Linked DNA regions of Homo sapiens: regions 2, 3, 4, 5 and 6 are each linked to region 1. Evidence: chromatin contacts called from ENCODE Hi-C or POLR2A ChIA-PET data. All regions are on one chromosome and are shown on one strand. Each heading gives the region's core, a stretch centred on a gene start or an enhancer-like site at or near the end of the contact. The rest is flanking DNA. Distances are from core to core; before and after follow the strand shown.

Region 1 (3,199 bases), core at 238-2,737:
AGAGTGAAACTCCGTCTCAAAAAAAAAAGTTTACATATAAGGCTCTCTTAGTATCCCTGGGAAGAGGGTTCATCCTGTCTATGAACGGGTTTAGGATGACACAAATTATCAAATTATCCGATTAGTGCACTTTCCTAACCCATATGTTTAATCAGTGGCACATCCTGGTTTTGAATTATTTAAACGCATTATTATTTAGCCATTCACATACTTACGTTTGTCACTTCCAGTTAAACTGTAGCCACCTACAGAGAGCGAAACAGAAGTCGGCTGATAAAATTTTGATAAAATTTCATTTGCCCGCAGCTGGTCATTTCATTGGGCGCTTTTGTGTTACAAAAGTGTGTGAATTGGCCGGGCGCGGTGGCTCACGCCTGTAAATCCCAGCACTTTGGGAGGCCGAGGCAGGTGGATCACTAAAGGTCACGAGTTCGAGACCAGTCTGGCCAACATGGTGAACCCTCCCCCCCCCCACACACACACACACACCCCGCGTCTCTAGTAAAATACAAAAATTAGCCAGGCATGGTGGTGCGCGCCTGTAATCCCAGCCACTCGAGAGGCTGAGGCGGGAGAATCACTTGAGCCTTGGAGGTGGAGGTTGTAGTGAGCCCAGATCGCAACACTGCACTCCAGCCTAGGGGACAGAGCGAGACTTCCTCTCAAAAAAAAAAGACTTATGAATTGTTTGAAGAGGCACGAGACCGTGGCAACCCTAACTGTCCCCGACATCTGGCAGCCATATGCTATCCTTGAACTTGAACTTCAGAGTGAAAGTATAAATTTGTAAGGGGAAGGCTCAGCCGCAAGTCACATACCAGTGGTCAGTTAAAAAAAAAAAACTCAGGACGGCAACCTAAATCATTTAGAACGCGTCAAGAGCCTCGGAAAAACTATTTTCACACACTTCTCTAGCACTAACATGGGAAGCGCGTTTCCTTCACATATTCCACACCTTTTATTCTTCCCACCAACATCAAGAATACAAAGCGCCCAGAGAGGACAATAAGCCTAAGCAGCGGCTCCAAGAGACCGGACTTTCGTACTTCCCGGGGGCAGGCGGAAGGTTACGGAGCGCTGGAAGGATCTTACTGCTCCTTGAAGGGCTGTCTGAGAAAATACACAGCCTAACGACTCCTCGTTAGTATAGTGGTTAGTATCCCCGCCTGTCACGCGGGAGACCGGGGTTCAATTCCCCGACGGGGAGGTGTGTAGCTGCACTTTTTTGGCGACAGTTATTATTTTCTGTATCATTCAATGACAGGACACTGCTGTTAAACATAATATGCTAAACCAGCTCCCTTAAGTGCACAACCCTGTCTTCAAAATGGTGACTTTTAACCTTAATGCCCACCATGAAGTGAAAGCCTCCCCTGAGAGAAAATGCCTTACATTGTTTGCAGGAAGGGAGGAAAGGGAAAAAGAAAACGCTCTGAAGGCCTCTGCCCTTGCCTCCAGCCGCCATCTTGCGAAGGCCTGCGCCGGCTTAGTGGCGCCCCGCCAGATTACAACTCGAGGTCGCGAACTCAGCGCGCGGAACCTGTTGGGGGAGGGGAGAGAGGGCGGAGTCTCGCGACTAACGGGGCGGGGGCAGGGCGGGTAAGAACGGAAATCATTTGGTAAAGAAAAGGAAGGGCCAATTTCCTTTGATCCTGGAGACCCGACTAAACGGGAAGCCCCGTTCTCCCGCTTCCGCTGGTTACGTCCCAGCCTTGGTTAGAGGACTAGCAGTCAGGAAAGTTTGGACGCTGAAGGAATCGGTCTCCTGGTCCGACAGATACTGGGTGGAGGGGCAGAGAGTAAATGGAAGAGAAAGACTGGTACCCCTGGAAGAAACGCCATTTACTGGTGTCCTAAGAAACTGCGCGAGCCACAGCCCAGCAGGACCTCGTGGCGCAACGGTAGCGCGTCTGACTCCAGATCAGAAGGCTGCGTGTTCGAATCACGTCGGGGTCAAACTTTTTTTTTTTCCTCCTGTATTTTAAACTACCGACTACTAGAAGCCGAGGTGTATTCCTGCCGCCAATTTTCTTGAATGTTAGAATTAAGTTTTCCTCTTTCAGGTATTATGATACTAATCCTTGGTTTGCAGGAAGATATGATTTACTCTATATCGAAGAGCCTCAAGGCTGATGTTTTTATCATTTGGCCTTTTAAAGTGAGTTTTTTTGTCACTTAACATGCATAATGTGTAAAGAGGTGGACTATTACTGCTGTGCATTAGTGGGTGTATCAGTCCACTAGTCTATCACAGGAAGTGTACAATATACTGTACAAGCTGTTTTTTCCAAACAGTTTTAGGCTGTTTGCCTTTTGAAAGAGAGTACAATAGTGTACAATTTCTAATTTTGAATATTATGCTAATCAAGTGTCTTAGCCCTTACCATGTGCCAACACTGTGAACAACCTCACAATGTGTGACTATTATCCCACTTTTACAAATGTGGCTGTGGCTCACAGGGTTAGTGACCTGCCAAGGGTCACCCAAGATTCTGAACCAGGTGAGGGACTCTGGATCCCTCTTTATAAATACTTTATAATAAAGGTGGAAACAAACAGTTGAAAGAATGTGTGACTGCCAGGCTCAGTGGCTTACACCTGTAATCCTAGCACTTTGGAAGGCCAAAGTGGGTGGATCACGAGGTCAGGAGTTCAAGACCAGCCTGACCAACATGGTGAAACCCCATTTCTACTGAAAATACAAAAATTAGCTGGGCATGGTGGGGTGCACCTGTAATCCCAGCTACTCCGGAGGCTGAGGCAGAAGAATTGATTGAACCCGGGAGGCGGAGGTTGCAGTGAGCCTGGGTGACCAAGCAAGACTCCTTCTGGAGGTGGGTGGCGGGGAGGAATGTGGGAAAAGCTGTTGGACTGGGCGCCTTTTATGTTTTCACCGATTATGCGAGTGATGACTAGTCACCACTTTTGACTATTAATCTCTTTAATAGCAGGAAGCAAAGCTTGCTCGTTCACATTTGCAAGCTCCAGGACTCTTAGTACTAAATAGTGCCCTACACGTAAGTGTCAAATATTTGTTGAACAGAAAATGAATAGCAAGACTATGAGAAATTAATAGTTTTAGATTTTGATGATATGTTTTGTAAAATTCCTGAGGTTTTCTGCTTAGTATTTTGAAAATACCAAACACTAATTTCTTTTGATTCAACCTAATGTAGCAGTATACCTGGAAATTATATTT
Region 2 (3,199 bases), core at 333-2,832, 8.8 Mb before region 1:
AGGGTTACACACCCTCTGCCAGATGAGAGCCTCATACAAACCAGGCCCTTACAAGTACTTCTTATTATAAAATACACCCACGCTGAACAAAAGCCTTATTTTAAAATAAGACTGTCCTCAGGTGGGGGAGGTTAAACACAACAAAGGCTTCCATGTTGACAGGCAGACAAGTTCAGATATATGCATATACCTACACACGTATGAAAAAAATCTATGTAGCTAATTTATCACGAACAGCAATCGATACCAACAGAAGCCATTAGATTATTAATAAACCAAGAAAAGTAGCGGGCACAGAAGCGAAAGGTGGCTGTCTGCAGCGCTCTAACCCAAAGAAAAGGTAAATATCAGCCTGTCGAGGAGGGTCGAGCCCTCCAAGTACCTGCAGACCCCTTTAACCCACCCGGACGCCCTGCCCTCCCCTCCGAGCCAAGCAGCGCACAGGGTGCGAGCACTCCCAGCGCTGCGAGTCCCGCAGAAAACTGGTGAATGAAATGCGCACAGAGACCAACCTGGCTGGTGACCGCGGCGCAGAACCAGGGGTCGCTAACCAGCTTAGCCACAGGATTCTCCCGCAGGATGGGATAAAGAGAGCACAGCCCCCACCCCACACCCCTGCCACTGGAACGCGGTCCTCCTACAGACTCCTTCCTCAAAAAGGGAGGTGGGGGCGCAGGCTTTTTTCTCTTAAACTAAGTGAATAAACACGAATCGGAAACAACTGTGAACATCCTGGGGGGCCAGACGGAAGGCGTGAGGAGAAAGACCAGGCGGCTCTCCAACTCCCGAGGAATCACCGTCCTGACACGCCAACAATCAACCACCAGGGCCAGGGGCCGACCAGGGGCCCCCGCTCCCCTCCCGCAGTGCGTCTGGGGGGCCGAGGCCAAGGATTAGAGGGGTGACCCTCCCGGGGCGCGGGGAGAGGGAGTGCCGGGCACGGTGCCCTCAAGGTCACCACGCGCCGTGGCGGGGGCGACCGGTGGCGGGATGGGCTGTGGCGCGGCCGAGGCGGCTTCGTGAAGCCGAAGACCTGCGGGTGTAGACCAGAAGCCCCAACAAGCCCCATCCCTCGGGCCCGGAGCAGCGACTCCCAGACTGACCCGGCGCTGAGGTGCACGGCGAGAAGCCCGCTCACCTTCACAATCTCCCGGCAAGAGGCAACCTGCGAGGGGCCCCGACCGCCCCCGTCAGCTTCTCCCGAATCCGGCGCAACCCGCTGCGCACCCAGCTATCAGGATCCCCGCCGCGACGCCCGACCTCCGTGCTCCGCCTGGCCTCCCCCGCAGGTGACCTGCCCCGCCGCCCCCGGCCGCGGGCGGGCGGCGGCCGCCACTCACCTCGCCCGGCAGTGGGAACCATTTTCCGAGGGGGAAGGAAAGGCAGGCTGCGGGAGGGTCGCGGGGCGTTAAGGGGCAGCGGGAAACGCAGAGGATGGGGGCTCCGTCCTCAGCGCGTCCGCAGCCGGCTCGCAGGGCTCGGGGCGCCACGCGGAGGTGCAGCTGCACCTCGGGGATGGGGCGGCCAAGGAGCCGAGAGGCTCGGCGTCCACCAGCCGGGGCTCCCTACTCACGCTGCACTGCGAGGAGGCGGCGGCGGCAGCGAAGGAGGAGGAGGCGGCGCCCGGCCGTCCCCGCCCAGAGCCCGGCAGCCACCGAGTGGCCGCCCGCGTCCCCGCAGGACCCGCCTCCTCGGCTCCGCAGAGCGGCACACAGGGCGCGCCGCGCTCGCTCGGCACGGGCAGCTCAGCCGGCCTCACGCCGCCGTCCGCAACAGCAGCCGCGGGCGGGGTGCAGCCACCTCCGTGAGCGCCGCAGCCCGCCCCACTCGGGGCGGGGCCCGCGGGCACCGGAGAGCGGACGGCCGAGCACGAGGGGGCTGCGCGCAGCTCCGGGCAGGGACCCCGTCTGCACCGGGTGGCCTGCAAGATTGCCGGGGTAGGCAGGGGGAGGAGAACGCTCACCCGTTCCGGTCTGGCGCTCCCTTTTCTCCACACCCACACGCCTCCCGCTCCACGCTGGCGGCGCAGCTGCTCCCGCTGCCACAGCCGCCACCGCCGCCGAAGCTCGCGCCGCCGCCGCTGCCGCCTTGGCTGAGCGCGGTCACGTGACGCGATCCGCGGGGAGCCTGGGGGCGGGCGAGTGCGCGCGCGCGCGCGCGGAGGAACCGCGGCTCGGACCGGGACTGGGAGCTGAGCGGCACTGGGAGGGCGTTTAAGGGGAGGACCCGGCGAGCGCGCCCTCGGCTGGCGAGCGCGCGCCTGGCGATTAGAACTTGCCGCGCGGTCGGGAAAGGGTGGCCGGAGTGAGGGGCGGAGGTGGGGACTTGCGCCTCCGCACGCCCCTCCCTTTCTTCCTTCCCCTGAGCGCCTTGGCTTGCCGCTGCCCCCGCCCCCTCCAGCGCGCCCCTTCCCTCCTGCCGCAGCCTGCGATTGGCTGAGAGGCTCTGACGTCCGTGTTTCCATGACGTGTTGGTGCAGGAGGGAGCGGCGGGGGAGGAGGGGGTGGCCAGGCGCGCGGGGAGGTGACTCCGTCAGTCACAGCTGCTGTTTCGGCGCGGGGCCGGGCCGCTGCCGCGACGTGTGGAGGCAGGAGAGCGATGATTGCCGCAGGAGAAGTGCGGGCGCCCTTCACCTGGGGCCCCTCCCGAACCGCCCCCGGGCCCATGCCCCTCCAGGGCCCAGGAGCGAGCCAGCGGGAGGGCGAGGGCGAGCGCTCCTGGCGAGGACAGATTAAGGCGAACCCCCAGTCAGCGGACATTTGAGCGGCTCCTCGCCGCGTCTCTGCCCCCACTCCAAACCGGACTCGACGCCTGTCCCGGGCCGTGACGCACGCACCGGAGGAAAAAGTGCTTCTCGGCTCGCTCCCTCTTTGGGGAAGAGAGCTCACTCCCCATGCGGGCGCGGGACACTCCATCTCTGTTCCTGCCGGTCGGGTCCGCAAACACCGGGGATCCCAGCTGCGGCGCCCAAAGGGTTAACGCAGGCGTTCGGCCAGTGCAAACCGGCCTCGCAGGATCCGCGCTTAAAATCCGGGTGTTTTCATTTTGGGTTTGTTTCTTCTACTATGCCAAGCTGGTGGCTCTCTTTTAATTCTCTTGTAACATCTCAACCCTGCACCCATCTTTCCTGAGGGGAAAAGGAAACGGGATAACTTGCGGTATTTCGATGCTCAAAGGTAACCGGCGGCTCTGCTCCAAC
Region 3 (3,199 bases), core at 400-2,899, 6.6 Mb before region 1:
TAAATGCTTGTCCCAGACATTATGCTGTGAAAAAAAGCCAGACACAAAAGAATGCATGCTGTATGACTCCATTTATATAAAGTTCTAAGAGTGGCAAAAAACAAAAACCAGAAAACAAAAACAGTGGCTGCCTCTTAGCAGAGTGGGAGGGGTTGACTTGGAAGAGATATGGGAAAACTTTCTGAGTAATAAAAGTAATAAAAAATACTTTTTATCTTGATAGGTGTGTGGGTTACATGAGTGTATGCATTGGTCAAAATTGTACAGTAATTGAATATATATAAATCTTGCCTCAAAAACAACTAAAGAAACAAATATTAATAAAATAGGAGAAAATGGGAAAAGAGGAAAGGTGAAACAAACATGACATTGATAGTTGATAACTACCAAAACCAAGGTCAGGACATGGGGAAATATATCATTCTGTTTATTTTGATATGTTCAAAATTTTCCATCATAAAAACTAAGTATTATCAAATTCTTAGTCATGTGTTGTATTAGGGTAATTAAAATACAAATTAGTAGTGAGTTTGAGGCCAGATTGCTCATCATCCTGGCCCAGTGCAAAAAGCAAATCTGATCATGTTCCCTCCCTTCTTAACAATGTTAACAAACTTTCCATTCTTCACCCTGAAGAATAGTGTGAATTCCTCAGAGTGGCTTTGGTATGAAGAAACTTCATACCATAGATATATGTGCAAAGCAGTGTGCAGAATTCTGTTAGTTATATTATTTATTTAGACTGAGACCATCTCTATGAAGGTTTTATAGATAAAAGTGTATATCAATGAAGGGACTCAAAACTAGATGGATAGTGACAGGGCCTACAGAAAGTTCAAATTTTGGATTCCTTCAGCTTTTTCCTACTTCGATTGTGATAGAAAGAGCTCTAAGATTCTGACTCCTGGAGTCCCCAACCTGTTATAATGTCCTCCCCTTGAATGTGGGCAGAGTAAGTGAATATGGTGGGATATCACTGACTACTAATCATGTGACTTTGAGTTCATCAAAAGGGGGGATGATCCTGGGTGGGCATGACCTAATCAGATGAGTGCTTTAAGGGAAGCGGAAATGGGATAGGGAAGCTCTTCTGTTGGCCTCAGAATGAAGCAAACTGGCATGTTCTGACAGGGCCTATGGAGGGGCTGTGTGGGTGACTTCTAGGACTTAGAGGGGTCTCCAGTTAACAGCTAGTTAGAAATAATTTTCCCAATTGCACAGCTTCAGATAACTGAATTCTGCCAATCACCATGTGAGCTTGAAAGAGGTCCCTGAGCCTCAAACGAGATTATAACCCCAGCCAACTCCATGATTTCAGCCCAATGAGACTATGAACAGAGGACCCAGTTAACCCATACCCAGACCCATAAAAGTCTTCAGATAATACCTACGTGTTTGTGATGATTAATACTGAGTGTCAACTAGATTGGACTGAAGGATGCAAAGTATTGATCCTGGGTGTGTCTATCAGGGTGTTGCCAAAGGAGATTAACATTTGAGTCAGTGGGCTGAGAAAGGCAGACCCGCCCTTAATCTGAGTGGACACCATCTAATCAGCCACCAGCCCAGCTGGAATATAAAGCAGGCAGAAAAACGTGAAAAGACTGGCCTAGCCTCCCAGCCTACATCTTTCTCCCATGCTGGATGCTTCCTGCCCTCAAACACTGGACTCCAGGTTCTTGTTTTGGGACTTGGACTGGCTCTCCTTGCTCCTCAGCTTACAGATGCCTATTGTAGGACCTTGTGATAGTGTGAGTTAATACTTAATAAACTCCCCTTTATCTATCTATCTCTCTCTCTCTCTCTCGTTAGTTCTGTCCCTCTAGAAAACCCTAACTAATACAGTGTTGTTTTGAGCTACCAAGTTTGTGATCACTCATTATGCAGCAGTCAAAAATGAATATGCCCCTTCTCTCCCTATTTCTCTCAATGTTCCAGTCACTCTGAACTTTTCTTAGTTTCCTAATTAAAACATTCCTTCCATAAATTTTGTTCTGCAAGAACTACTCACTTTGCCTGTAATGTCCTTATTATCTTTTCTGCCATTTGATTATTTTTTAACTTTTATTTTAGGTTCAGGAGTACATGTGCAGGTTTGTTATATAGGTAAACTTGTGTCACAGGAGTTTGTTTTGCAGATTATTTTCTCACCCAGATACTAAGCCTAGTATGCAATAGTTATTTTCTCTGCTCTTCTCCCACCTCTCACCCTCAACCCGCAAGTAGGCCTCAGTGTCTGTTGTTTCCTTCTTTGTACGTCCATGAGTTCTCATCATTTAGCTCCTACTTATAAGTGAAACATATGGTATTTGATTTTCTGTTCCTGCATTAGTTTGCTAAGGATAATGGCCTCCAGCTCCATTCATGTTCCTGCAAAAGACATGATCTCATTCGTTTTTATGGCTGCATAGTATTCAATGGTGTATATGTATCACATTTTCTTTATCCAATCTGTCACTGATGGGCATTTAGGCTGATCCCATGCCTTTGCTATTGTCAATAGTGCTGCAATGAACATTCACGTGCATGGGTCTTCAAGGCAGAATGATTTATATTCCTCTGGATATATAGCCAGTAATGGGATTACTGGGTCAAATGGTAGTTCTGTTTTTAGCTCTTTGAGGAATCACCATGCTAATTTTTTCAATGGTTGAAGTAATTTACACTCCCATTAACTGCCTGTTGAGTATTACCCATCCTTCAGAACCCAGATCAACTCTTCCTCTCCTGGAAGACTTGACCAATTGCCCCAGGCAAAGTTTATTCCTCCCTGCTCTAGATTTCCACCATACCCTGTTCTTTCTCTCCCTTCCTTCCTCTCTCTATTTCTCTTAATAGCATATAAATGAGTTGAAAGCAGAAACTCATAATATTCATGCTCAAGTCACTTTGAACTAGGATATAATTATGCTTACAACATAGTAGCCACTCAGTAAATAGCTACTGGGTTAATACACATACTGTTTTTCATTAGAATGCTTCTGGAATTTATTTAAGTTAACAAATATTTATTTTTCAGAGCCTCTGAAAGCTGTAATGGACAATAAGAAGATGAGTAGGGCATGTTTCCTATCTCAAATAAGTGGAATAGGATTTGCACAGAAAAAATAACTGCAAGGCAAAATACGACCTGTGTCACATAAGAAACAGAATCTGGTCTGTTGGGGGCTTCTCAGAGACAAAGAGATGATGGTCCACA
Region 4 (3,199 bases), core at 515-3,014, 6.4 Mb before region 1:
TGACTGCTCAGTCCAATCCGCTGTGCTGCCTGTCCAATCAGAGGATCCATTTTATGGTTGATGCGAATACAACGGTAACCCGATCCCTTGCATGGCTTTTCTGGGAACCAGTGATGTTTATAATGTTCTATAGAAGAAAAGAAGAACAGAGAAACAACGCTTAGGATCGTTAGCTCCCACTGCGGATTCCTCCTACCCCAGGCTCCTTTGAGGAGCGAAAATGAAAACTATCAACTTTTTAAAATGTCCAGGATTGCATCCGTTGTTGTGCATGTGCGGGGATGGAAAAAGCGGGCAGGGTTTTAGAAATAACACAGTAGTACCGGACAAAACAATCTCCAGGAACCAACCGGTTGAGCCGCCAAAACAGGAATCAGGCGCGCAGCCTCGGCCAGTCGGGAAGCCACTGGCACCTATGGCCAGGCGAGAAACTGTTTACTTTCTCCACCCCACCCCAGATGCACACAATGGAGTTGATGGCTTTGGAGATGAGAAGCGCCACCGGACTGTTAACCCCGAAGGGAAGAAAAACAAGCAACCCTAAACCACGCTCTGGGCAGGGCTGTTAATTGTGCCGGTGACAAATCCGATGATTAATGGGCAGGGGCAGGAGGCGCGGGGAGACGGCACGTCCGTTCTGAGCTGGCTCCGGGGCAGCGGCGCAGCTTCCCACCCCGGGGCTGGGCCGCCGACCACGCAACGGTTGGAGGGGGCTGAGGAAAGGGGACGTCGAACCCACCCCAGCCCCACGGCTCCTTTGTCCCCAAATCCGCCGACGGTCCTCGGACCGCAGCTCCCGCCTCGGTGGGCTTAAGTTTCTTTGTTGTGCGTGTTGTCTTCTCCTCTCCGTTTTGCCAGCTGGGGGGAAGGGGGCGCCCTCCGTCCAGCCCCTAAAGCCTCGCGGGGAACCGCTGTTAGCGGCCACCCAGCGCAACCACACCGGTCCCGCGGCGGGGCCCAAGCGCGACCGGCCCCGGGGCGCTGCCGAGGTTCCCGCAGCCCCGACGGCCGGACTCTGACCCAGGGATGTGGGGCCCGCGTCCCTCCGACGCCCTCGCCCTGCTCACCTGCCAGCAGCTCCTGCAGGCTCTGGCTGAAGGTCTGCAGCTGTCGCTCGCTCGTGAGCCCCTTGGTGCGGAGAAACTTGGAGATGAAGGACACGGCGGCGGCGATCTCGCCTATCATGGTGGCGGCCCGGGTGTAGAAGGGATGCATGGGGGCGGCGTGCGGGGGCGGCCCGGGGCGGCTGGGGCTCGGCGGCGCGGCCCCGACGGCGGAGCAGCCACCCCGGGCTTCCTCACCGGGCGGAAGGCTGAGAGGAAGAGAGGGCGTGAGGGGCGGACGACTACTTTTGTCTTTCTTTCTTTAGACTAAAAAAGTTATTTTCGAGACAGGAGGCGGCAGGAGAGAGGAAGAGACGAGCGATGGCGGCCTGGTCACATCGCTCGGACCTCCCCAGCTGCCTCCGCCTCCAGCTCCGCAGCATTCGAAGATCTCAATAGCTGCATTTCCAGCTCCGAGAGGCGAAGAGATGCAAGCGCCGTGCAGCACCCTTTATAGTGCCACGAAAAGGAAGTGGCGTAGCTGGAGCGTGATGGCCGACTCCAGCCAATCCGAATATCGCACCATTGTGACGCAAGCCGGTTCGGAGCCGAAAGGGGCGGGAAAAGAGTTCAGGAGGCGGGTCCAGAGATAGGGAAGAGAGGGAGGAGCTGACGTAATCCGCTTGTAAACAAATAAACCCGGAGTGGCGGCTGGAGACCCAGTTGCTTGTGTCGAGGGAGGGAGGGAGGGAACAGAGGGTGCGCGTGTGAAAGCTCCGCCCCCAGCCCTAGCTCCTCCTTCCCGCTTCAGCAGGTCCAGGCTCTGCGCCAGTGCATCCTTCTCCAAGAGTGCGCTGCCTGGGCCCGCTTGCCCTGGAGTGTAAGTGCTGGGTAAATAAGAACCGCCTGGCGCAGGCTGTGTCTACTCTTCACGCCGCCTTCTCAGATCGGGCTGCATGTCCCCACTCCGTGTTTACATCTCGTTCCCGCTCCGGGTCTCGGTGACTGGCTCCTCAAGCCGGAGACGCGTGTGGTGCGGCGCGATGCGGGCGCCAGCGCTGTGTGTGCTGGCGGTGCGCTGCCTTAGTGCGGGGGAAAGTGGAGGGAACGGTCCTGCGGGGCGTTCTGTCCAAGAAAAAGGACTGCAGCCTCGGGGAGCCAGGGTCCCCTCGCAGACGAGCTGCCAACGCCGCGGAGCCATTTCTGTTCCACCCTAGGGGAGGAGTAGGGGGATATCTTTTAAAAGTTTAATTGCAAAATAAGTAGGTTAGTAAGGCCATTTGTGGTTGCTGTTTCAGTAACTTCAGCAGTCAACGGAGAGAAGAGTGGAAACCTTACTGGATGCGGACAGGAGAGCCAGTTACTGAAAGCAGATATAACGCGGATCCTGTAAAGAGTGGTGTGTATCCAAAAAAAAAAAATCTGTACAATGTATTTTAAAACTTGTGTGCACAAAACTGAAGATTTTCTTTTTTACCTAGTCCAAATGCCGTCCTAGCCTGAGTCCTGCTCTTTATAAAAATAAAATAAAAAGAATTTGAAGCTTGTGAAAGTATTAAGTGTAGACATTCAAGTTTATTTGAAACCCTACCAAAAAAAAAAAAAAACAACCTTAAAAACCAGTGTAACAGGAAGGCGGGAGCCTGCTAAAACGATTAGGCCTAAGACAGGGTTAACCCCAACTCCATTAAGGAGAAGGGGGAAAAGAAAAAAAGAAAGATGAAGGGAGGCAGGCAGATGGAGAAAGCAAACAGGAGGCAGAAGTTGAACTCTACCAGATGGAAATAAATATCCCGACCTTAGTTGATCATCAATATTGCAAAACACACCACTTTGAGTGTTTTTTTTTTCTTTTTAATACTGAGCTAAAGGATATAGAAATGAAGCAAAAATAATGACATTATAAAACAGGAGAAAACGTTTTATTGTTTAAAAAATATGTAAAACTCGATTTGAAAAAATAACTTCTAGATTATTTTTTCATTAGTACACATAACTAAGTAGTTACATGTGAAAAAATTAAAGAGTGGTTTTTTTTTTTCTTATAGAACTTTTCAGATAGAACTCTGCTTAAAAATAGTAATTTCACTGGAGGCATGAAACCTCTTTTACTACTCAAAAAGAAGATCGAGAAGCAAAAGTAAATTCATGAAATT
Region 5 (3,199 bases), core at 398-2,897, 6.0 Mb before region 1:
GACTAAGAAAAGATCACAGGACTCCAGGTTGCCTGGGCAATCTCTGAGAGCCCTGTCTAGGGTGAAGTGGGAGTGAGACCAACAGAATAGTGTTAAGGGGACAGCTTATGGCAGGAAATGGGGACAAGCAATGCATGTGATTTGTCTGAGCTGGAGTGGGGGAGGATGAGCTTGGTTTTGCTATGTCAGGCCATTAGTTGGGGCAATTTTCAGTTTCCATTTGAGCCTGAGCCTGGAGTAGGTGCATTCCAGATATGCAGAAATCATGACCATGGAATGATTCATCTCCAGTTAGCTCCCTCAAAAATTCCCCACAGTCACTATCTGACACCTTTTCCTCAGGCCTCCACCTTGCACCTCCCCTGCCCCCTCCAGAATGACTTTGTGTCATTCTTCACTGAGAATGAGGCCATCAGAGAAAGCCTTCCTCATTTCTCCCTTTTCTACCTCTTTATTTCTCTAGATCTTCACCCTCCCTTTTTGGGAGAGGAACACTTCCTCCCTCCTGCAACCTTCCTCCACCTATCTATACTCAAACATTAACTACTAATGTGATCAAAGAATCATTATTCCTTCATTCCATAAATAACTCCACACCAGCACTTGATCCCTGTCTTCCTTTCTCTTCTGTAACTTGTACCACAAATCATGCTTGTTTATTTAATTTCTCCCTCACTACCACCATCTATTTCTAAACCAACAGCCTACTCAAGTCTGCCTGCTTCCCAAGAGTCCTCACTCAATCCTGCTTATCTTTTTGGCCAACCTCCAACTCTCTGGAATTTGACCTCAGGACTTCTTGGAGATGATTGGATGGCTGTTTTTACCTTCTAGTGACCCACTCACTCCTCAGCCTTTATCATCTGACTTTCCAGCCTGCCTATGTGTTTTTTACCCTGTTGCAGCCCCTGCCACCACCCCAGAATGCTGTTCTGTTGCACTCCTACCCGCTATGGGACTGTGTACCTGCCAGGCCTCTAGATGCTGCATCCCTCTCCTTGACCCTCATCTGAAGCCCAACCCTATGCCAATCTATAGAATGAACCCCAATTCAGACAAAAGAGATGTCAAGGTAACCAACTCCACCCTCTGAGATCCACGACTAGCCAAGGCTTGCCATTGCTCCACGTTACATCTCTGTTGTGAGAGCCATCTTGATTCTCATGTGTGAGCCCAGATTTGGCTCTAAGACTGATCTCTTAGTTTCATTCCTGTTCAACCTATTTGTTGAGCATGTATTATGGGCCAGACTCTGGCACACAACTCCTACACATGATTACCCCTCCCGTTCACAACACGGCGATGCTGGAGAGCCCTACATAGTCAGCAGACCCATGCTACAGAGGGTTTGAGGAACTCTTCCAAGGACACACAGCCATTCCATGGTGGAACCAGAACTCAAACAGGCATTCTGATTTTAGAGCCTTTGCTCAATAAATAGTTATAACAGAAGAGAGAGTGGAGACGTGTGTGTGTGTGTGTGTGTGTGTGTGTGTGTGTGTGTGTGTAGGGGTAGAAGATAGTGGTGGGGGAGCTTTCTGAGACCCTGCTACTCATGCCAGATTTTCTGGTCCTGATTAGCTACTGCCTGGCTGCCAGAAGCTGTTATTATCACTCACTCCCGTGCTCCTGTCACTGGGCTTGTGGAAACTTGCCCTTCCTTCTGCTCTCGGTCTCTGATGCTGACAGCTATGCTGGAAAATCCCATGCTGGCCACTGCCACACTTACCAGAGGCATATTGTACGTGCTGGTCTGGACTTCCTGCCTGACCCCTACGTGTCCTGTGCCTGCCCCTTCACAGGAGGTCGGTCTACTTCCTGGCCAGGGCCTTTCCAGCCTGTCTCACCCCTGTGCAGGTAACAGAGCTCTTTTCTCTGCCACCACTTCCCCACGGAGTCTTTTCCATGGTTCTCCCTGACAGAATTCATGCTACATAGTCTTTGTTAACTCATGGCATGCACTTTCTTCCTGCTTCTTTCCTCAATTTATGTGAGATTAAGTTAATACCAACCTATCTTGTTAACCCCTTCTAATACGTAATCTTCTTTATTTTAAAATTTAAATGTTTGTTATATTGAATTCAGTAACTAGAACATTCTCCTCCAAAATAAGAATGGTACAAAAACCTCAAATAAGTAAGTCTGTTGGGGAAAACAAGTTCCCCCAAAGAATAAATCTACCAGGAGAGTAAAAACGATGATAATCAGAACAATGATCAATAATCACTATTGTCAAAGTGCCTGGCAATCACCAAACACCAGATTCATCGGCTCTTCACCGTCCTGTAGGATGACTTCTGTGACTTGCTAAAACCCACACAATAAGTATAATGGTGACAAGACTCAACTCCCAGGCTCTGACATTAAGTCCTATTGTCTTCCTAAAATGCTCCTTAAAGAGAGGATTTCTGTCTCACATGGTCATCTGGATCATTTGAAAACTTCAAGCAGAAAGTCCCAAGGTCACCATTAAATGTTTTCCAAGATTACACATCTTCAAACAGAAACCCAAAATAATGAAAACCAGGAACCAAGACTTCCAGCTTCTCTAATGAGAGTAAGTCTTAGTTCTTTTTCCTTACTCCACAAGAAAAATTATATCTCCCAAGGGGAGTTATGGGCTTTCCAAAAGAGGAGCAAAGGGATTTGAGCTTAGGAAATGAAACTTTGCTCAGCACTCTTCAGGAATGACGTTCTCCTTCCTCCCCTATAACAATGCAAGTGCACATTCATTTTCTTACATTTTAAATCACTGAACAAAAAGGCCTAGTTTTATTTATCCTGCTGCTGCCACTGTGGCAAAACTAAATGTGTGGTGCATAAACTGTTTATAAATCTTGTCTCCAACAAGAGAACTGAGTGTGCACTTTTTGAGGACCTTAGTTCATTCAGAATGATGAGAAAATTTGGGAGAAATTTTTCTCTTGATATAAGAGCTGTATAGGCCAAATGGACTTCCTTTTCTGGCCTAAATGCTGTGTTTATAAAAATGGTGTGCTGTAAATAGCAAAGTATAGAAGTGAGAAATTATGCCTCTGCTGAATAAACCACACTCCCGGCCGACTGACTCCCTGCTTCTTCAAAGTGAAGAAACATTTGTTCCTATATCTTGTGAACAACAAGCTGGATCCATTGAAAATGCCAGATAACATTGATCTTGGGGAATAAGAAAACAACCTTTTTAAAGGTCAGAACTGTC
Region 6 (3,199 bases), core at 227-2,726, 5.1 Mb before region 1:
CTCTACATCAGCACCCTTAGGTCAGTGACATCTCCCTCATCTCAGATATATTTAAATGCAATTGGATGAAGCAGTATACAGTACATCATCCTCGAAGCCTAACAGGTCTTCCACTTAGTATGCATCTCCCCACAGATTTCACAAGAATGAGCAAGATTAACATACACGTTCACCAGGTTATATCAAGCAAAATGATGCTGCAATTGAGTCACTTTAACTGGCGCATTTAGTCACATAAATGTGCAACTAATTTCCTTCATAAAAACCGACACAAAAATTTAAGGTTTAGTTGTTGTGATGACAAGGAATATCTCACGTCTGAAGACTTGTCGATATTTCCTTAAGACTTTACAAAATCAAAGAATCGAAAATGTCATGGTTCCATACATACTTGTCAAAACACAGTATTCATAAACAGCCAATTAATAATTAAAACGCACAAAATTGAGGGGCAAAAGATTTCACGAGATCCCCCACAGAGGCCAAGGTAGGAAGATCTCTGAAGCCAGGAGTTTTGGAAGCCGCCTGGGCACTATAGCGAGGCCTCATATCTACGAAAAAGAGAGGAGAGGAGAGAAGAGGAGAGAGAAAGAGAATCCCCCATAACTGCGGCCCTCCCCCAGCCTTGTGTTAAAACTATTTCCTCGGAACAGCTCTGAAAGAGTTTGCCAACCAGAGTAAAATCACTTCGCAGAGATAAACGAGCGGAAACGTATTCAGAAGAGAGAGATCGCGGAAGCAAGGGCAGCGGGGCGCGGGGCCCCCACGTCCCGGGACCCAGGCAGCCGCGGCAACCAGGGGCGAGCATGTGCTGACCGCGGCAGGACGCGCGGGCCTCCCAGAGCCACTTCCCGGGGCGCAGGGCCCCGCCCGGCCTGACCCTCCCGGTTCATTCATTCTGCACCCGCGGTTGCCGCACCTCCGCGGCCCCGTCGGGGCGGAGAAGAGGGGCTTGGCTGCCGAGGGACCTTGTCGGGCCACAATCCCCACCAGGCGCCCGAGCCCCGCCGCGATTCCCGCGCGCCCGCGGCCTCCGGCGGGGGGGTGGTCTCAGAAGCTATGGAGGCCCGCGCCCAAGCCCAGAGACCCCCAGCCTTGCCGCCCCACCCTCCGCCGGGGCGTGGGACAGCACTCCCTGGCCCGCCGGGCAGCCGCCTGGAAGCCCCGGGTCCCCGCTGTCCGGCTGCCCCGCCGCGGCCGGAAGTCTCCCCGGCGCCCCCTCCTCAGCACCCGACTTCCCTCGCCGCCGCGGCCAACCCCTCTCCGCGCCGCCTCGGGCCTCCCAGAGCGGGCCGCGGGCCGAAGGAGGCGAGAGGCCGCGCTGCCTGCCCAGCTGAGCCGACGAGAGCAGAGCGAAGAGCTGGAGGCCGGCCTGGGCGGTTACCTTGATGATCCTGCGGGGCAGCCCGGCCATCTTGTCAGAACCCGAGTTCGGCCTCTGGTCTCGTCTCCGGCTCCTCTCGCCTCACGCACGAGTGGAAGTCCCGGGCTCCACTTCCGGGGGACGTTGCCGCGCCCGTCGCCGCAGCCGCCGCCGAGGCCCCTCGGGAAATGTAGTCCCTGCTCGGGCGCGGGCTCGGGCACGGGCGGGCTTCCCTCCGACCTGGCCCCCTCCCCCGTGCGCCCCGCCCCAACCGCTGCCGGGGATGGCGGAAGTGACGCTCTGTTGCGGGGCAGGGACTTGGGACAGGCCGCGAGGGGAGGCGCGGGGCTCTGGCGCTCGTGGCCGAGCCTGCCCGCGACGGTGGTACGGCACGACCCGCGCGCGACTGCGCGCGCGTCTCTCTTAACCGTGGCCACGCCCGCGCCGGTGGACGACGTAACAGAGGCCTGGCCTACGACGTATCCCATTCATTCATTCACGCGTTCGTTCTTTCAGCTCACGCGTTCGTTCTTTCAGCTCAGCCTGCATTGCGCGCGTTCCCTGCTGGCTCTGCAGTGAACGACTGAGGTGGGGCTCATCGTCTTGCTCCTTCCTCAAAGGGAGGGCAAGACCGAAACTCGGTGGCAAAGCTCTGACTGGGGGTCTCTCCAGTTACTCACACGCTGTTGGGGGAGTTTTGATGTTTAAATTGTATAAATCGGACCTCTGACACGCCCCTAGGCCCAGGGTAGGCTGAAGGAAAAGGGTTTGGAGCGAGTTGGAGGCGGGAAGAATGGTTCTGAACGCCTAGACCTAAAGGTTGAGACTCAGAATTGTTAACAGGACGAATGACCAAGGAGAGGTTTAAAGAACCCAGAGTAATCCGTAAAGCAGAGATTACCTATAGAGTGCGAGGTCCTATGAGAGAATTAGAGTGGGGGTGCCCGAAAATTGAATTGTTGGGGAAGCGTTTTATCCTGATGACGGATGGTTTGCTGTGTGATGGACTGTTTGCAAGCACTTTACTTCATCTTCACAGCAATCGTGAGGAGGTGTTGTTTCCATTTTACAAATGAGGCTTAGATAGTTAACCTTTTCCAAGGAGCTGTTTTGTCCCCAGGCAGATCCGCCAAGACCTGGCCCTTAACTACTTAACCACAGTGTTTCCTAGCACACTAACAGACAGTAGATGGTGAATAAATGAAGACAAGACTGACCGTGCCTTCCAGGAACTTAGATTCCAATGGAGAAGAGAGACCAGTAAACAATTAGTTACAATCCAATGTGTTAAGGGCTGTCTGTAATACAGGTTCCTCCAAGGTGCTATTTTAGCAGAGAGGCATTAACTGCTTGAGAACTCAGGGAAGCCTTCTTAAATAAGTGAAGTCCTCAATGATGAGTAAGAACCTACCTGACCTTGTAGGGAAGAGTATGCCAAGCATAGGAAATGGCCTGTGAAATGGCATTGAGCTATGAGAGAGAAAAAATAGTGCACTAAAGAAACTGGAACTCTGAATACAAGAAACCTACTAAGAACAATAAGAAATATTTTGTGCTGGCACGATGCTAAATGGTTAATAAATTTAATACATCATTCAATTATGAAACAGATGAAGTAGTCTCTATTATTAACAGAACGTTTTAGATGAGAAGCCAAGGTTCAGAGGTAATAATGAGAATTTCAAATAACCAGAAGTCTGCAATAGGTGGTTCTGTGACTAGAAGAATCTGCAAAAGTAAATGAAACTGGACAAAGATACTTTTCAGAATATTTTATAGAGGACCCAGGATAATTCATGCTGGTAGGCAGAAAGGCAGAGTGCTATTGTGTTGGGA

Evidence for each region. Hi-C counts contacts between places; a loop is a spot of excess contacts on that map. ChIA-PET counts read pairs that join two places held with the same protein, here RNA polymerase II (POLR2A). Pooled maps may share reads with other maps.
Region 2: a loop to region 1 is called in a map with no recorded cell type, with 10 times the contacts of the local background. The contact joins the promoter of ATP2B1 here to the promoter of LINC02453 in region 1. A Hi-C loop is called at or near these places in 2 of 37 single-sample maps with no recorded cell type and 6 of 50 pooled maps.
Region 3: a loop to region 1 is called in a pooled map, with 13 times the contacts of the local background. The contact joins the promoter of LINC02404 here to the promoter of LINC02453 in region 1. A Hi-C loop is called at or near these places in 2 of 50 pooled maps. POLR2A ChIA-PET finds 5 or more read pairs at or near these places in 2 of 52 experiments (activated CD8-positive, alpha-beta memory T cell and activated naive CD4-positive, alpha-beta T cell).
Region 4: a map of OCI-LY7 shows a loop between it and region 1 (10-fold over the local background). The contact joins the promoter of BTG1-DT here to the promoter of LINC02453 in region 1. A Hi-C loop is called at or near these places in 1 of 168 maps with a recorded cell type or tissue (OCI-LY7), 1 of 37 single-sample maps with no recorded cell type and 8 of 50 pooled maps. POLR2A ChIA-PET finds 5 or more read pairs at or near these places in 1 of 52 experiments (naive thymus-derived CD8-positive, alpha-beta T cell).
Region 5: a loop to region 1 is called in a map with no recorded cell type, with 10 times the contacts of the local background. The contact joins the enhancer-like site here to the promoter of LINC02453 in region 1. A Hi-C loop is called at or near these places in 1 of 168 maps with a recorded cell type or tissue (sigmoid colon), 1 of 37 single-sample maps with no recorded cell type and 2 of 50 pooled maps.
Region 6: a map of CD4-positive, alpha-beta memory T cell shows a loop between it and region 1 (10-fold over the local background). The contact joins the promoter of UBE2N here to the promoter of LINC02453 in region 1. A Hi-C loop is called at or near these places in 1 of 168 maps with a recorded cell type or tissue (CD4-positive, alpha-beta memory T cell), 1 of 37 single-sample maps with no recorded cell type and 8 of 50 pooled maps.

Annotation. Positions count from the first base shown.
Region 1 is chr12:98,502,368-98,505,566 of GRCh38, forward strand. LINC02453 (long intergenic non-protein coding RNA 2453) reads right to left here and starts at 1,488. Exons shown (of 4, transcript NR_038383.1): 1 at 1,393-1,488; 2 at 216-245. It overlaps TRD-GTC1-1 (tRNA-Asp (anticodon GTC) 1-1), which reads left to right and starts at 1,136; the gene lies at 1,136-1,207. It overlaps TRW-CCA4-1 (tRNA-Trp (anticodon CCA) 4-1), which reads left to right and starts at 1,885; the gene lies at 1,885-1,956. RefSeq lists enhancers at 1,226-1,535, 1,546-1,845.
Region 2 is chr12:89,707,256-89,710,454 of GRCh38, forward strand. It overlaps ATP2B1 (ATPase plasma membrane Ca2+ transporting 1), which reads right to left and starts at 1,583. Exons shown (of 21, transcript NM_001366521.1): 1 at 1,341-1,583. ATP2B1-AS1 (ATP2B1 antisense RNA 1) reads left to right here and starts at 1,700. Exons shown (of 1, transcript NR_028138.1): 1 at 1,700-3,199. RefSeq lists enhancers at 462-551, 562-661 and silencers at 852-1,081, 1,232-2,251, 2,272-2,821.
Region 3 is chr12:91,873,654-91,876,852 of GRCh38, forward strand. It overlaps LINC02404 (long intergenic non-protein coding RNA 2404), which reads left to right and starts at 1,650. Exons shown (of 3, transcript XR_945201.2): 1 at 1,650-1,751.
Region 4 is chr12:92,144,321-92,147,519 of GRCh38, forward strand. BTG1-DT (BTG1 divergent transcript) reads left to right here and starts at 1,765. Exons shown (of 3, transcript NR_135036.1): 1 at 1,765-1,923; 2 at 2,342-2,442. It overlaps BTG1 (BTG anti-proliferation factor 1), which reads right to left and starts at 1,526. Exons shown (of 2, transcript NM_001731.3): 1 at 1,068-1,526; 2 at 1-127. The coding sequence starts at 1,215. RefSeq lists enhancers at 1-167, 188-237, 498-547, 507-1,043, 1,878-2,177 and a silencer at 968-1,287.
Region 5 is chr12:92,551,869-92,555,067 of GRCh38, forward strand. No RefSeq gene overlaps it. Among named protein-coding and RNA genes, the nearest start is that of LINC02397, 87 kb to the left of the region's middle. RefSeq lists enhancers at 14-453, 1,583-1,772. Within about 2 kb of position 1,648, at least 19 of the 41 ENCODE cell types and tissues checked have a DNase peak (open chromatin) inside an H3K27ac peak, as active enhancers do; they include sigmoid colon, where a contact is called at or near this core.
Region 6 is chr12:93,440,471-93,443,669 of GRCh38, forward strand. It overlaps UBE2N (ubiquitin conjugating enzyme E2 N), which reads right to left and starts at 1,477. Exons shown (of 4, transcript NM_003348.4): 1 at 1,385-1,477. The coding sequence starts at 1,414. RefSeq lists silencers at 693-812, 843-982, 1,133-1,342, 1,423-1,882 and an enhancer at 1,375-2,012.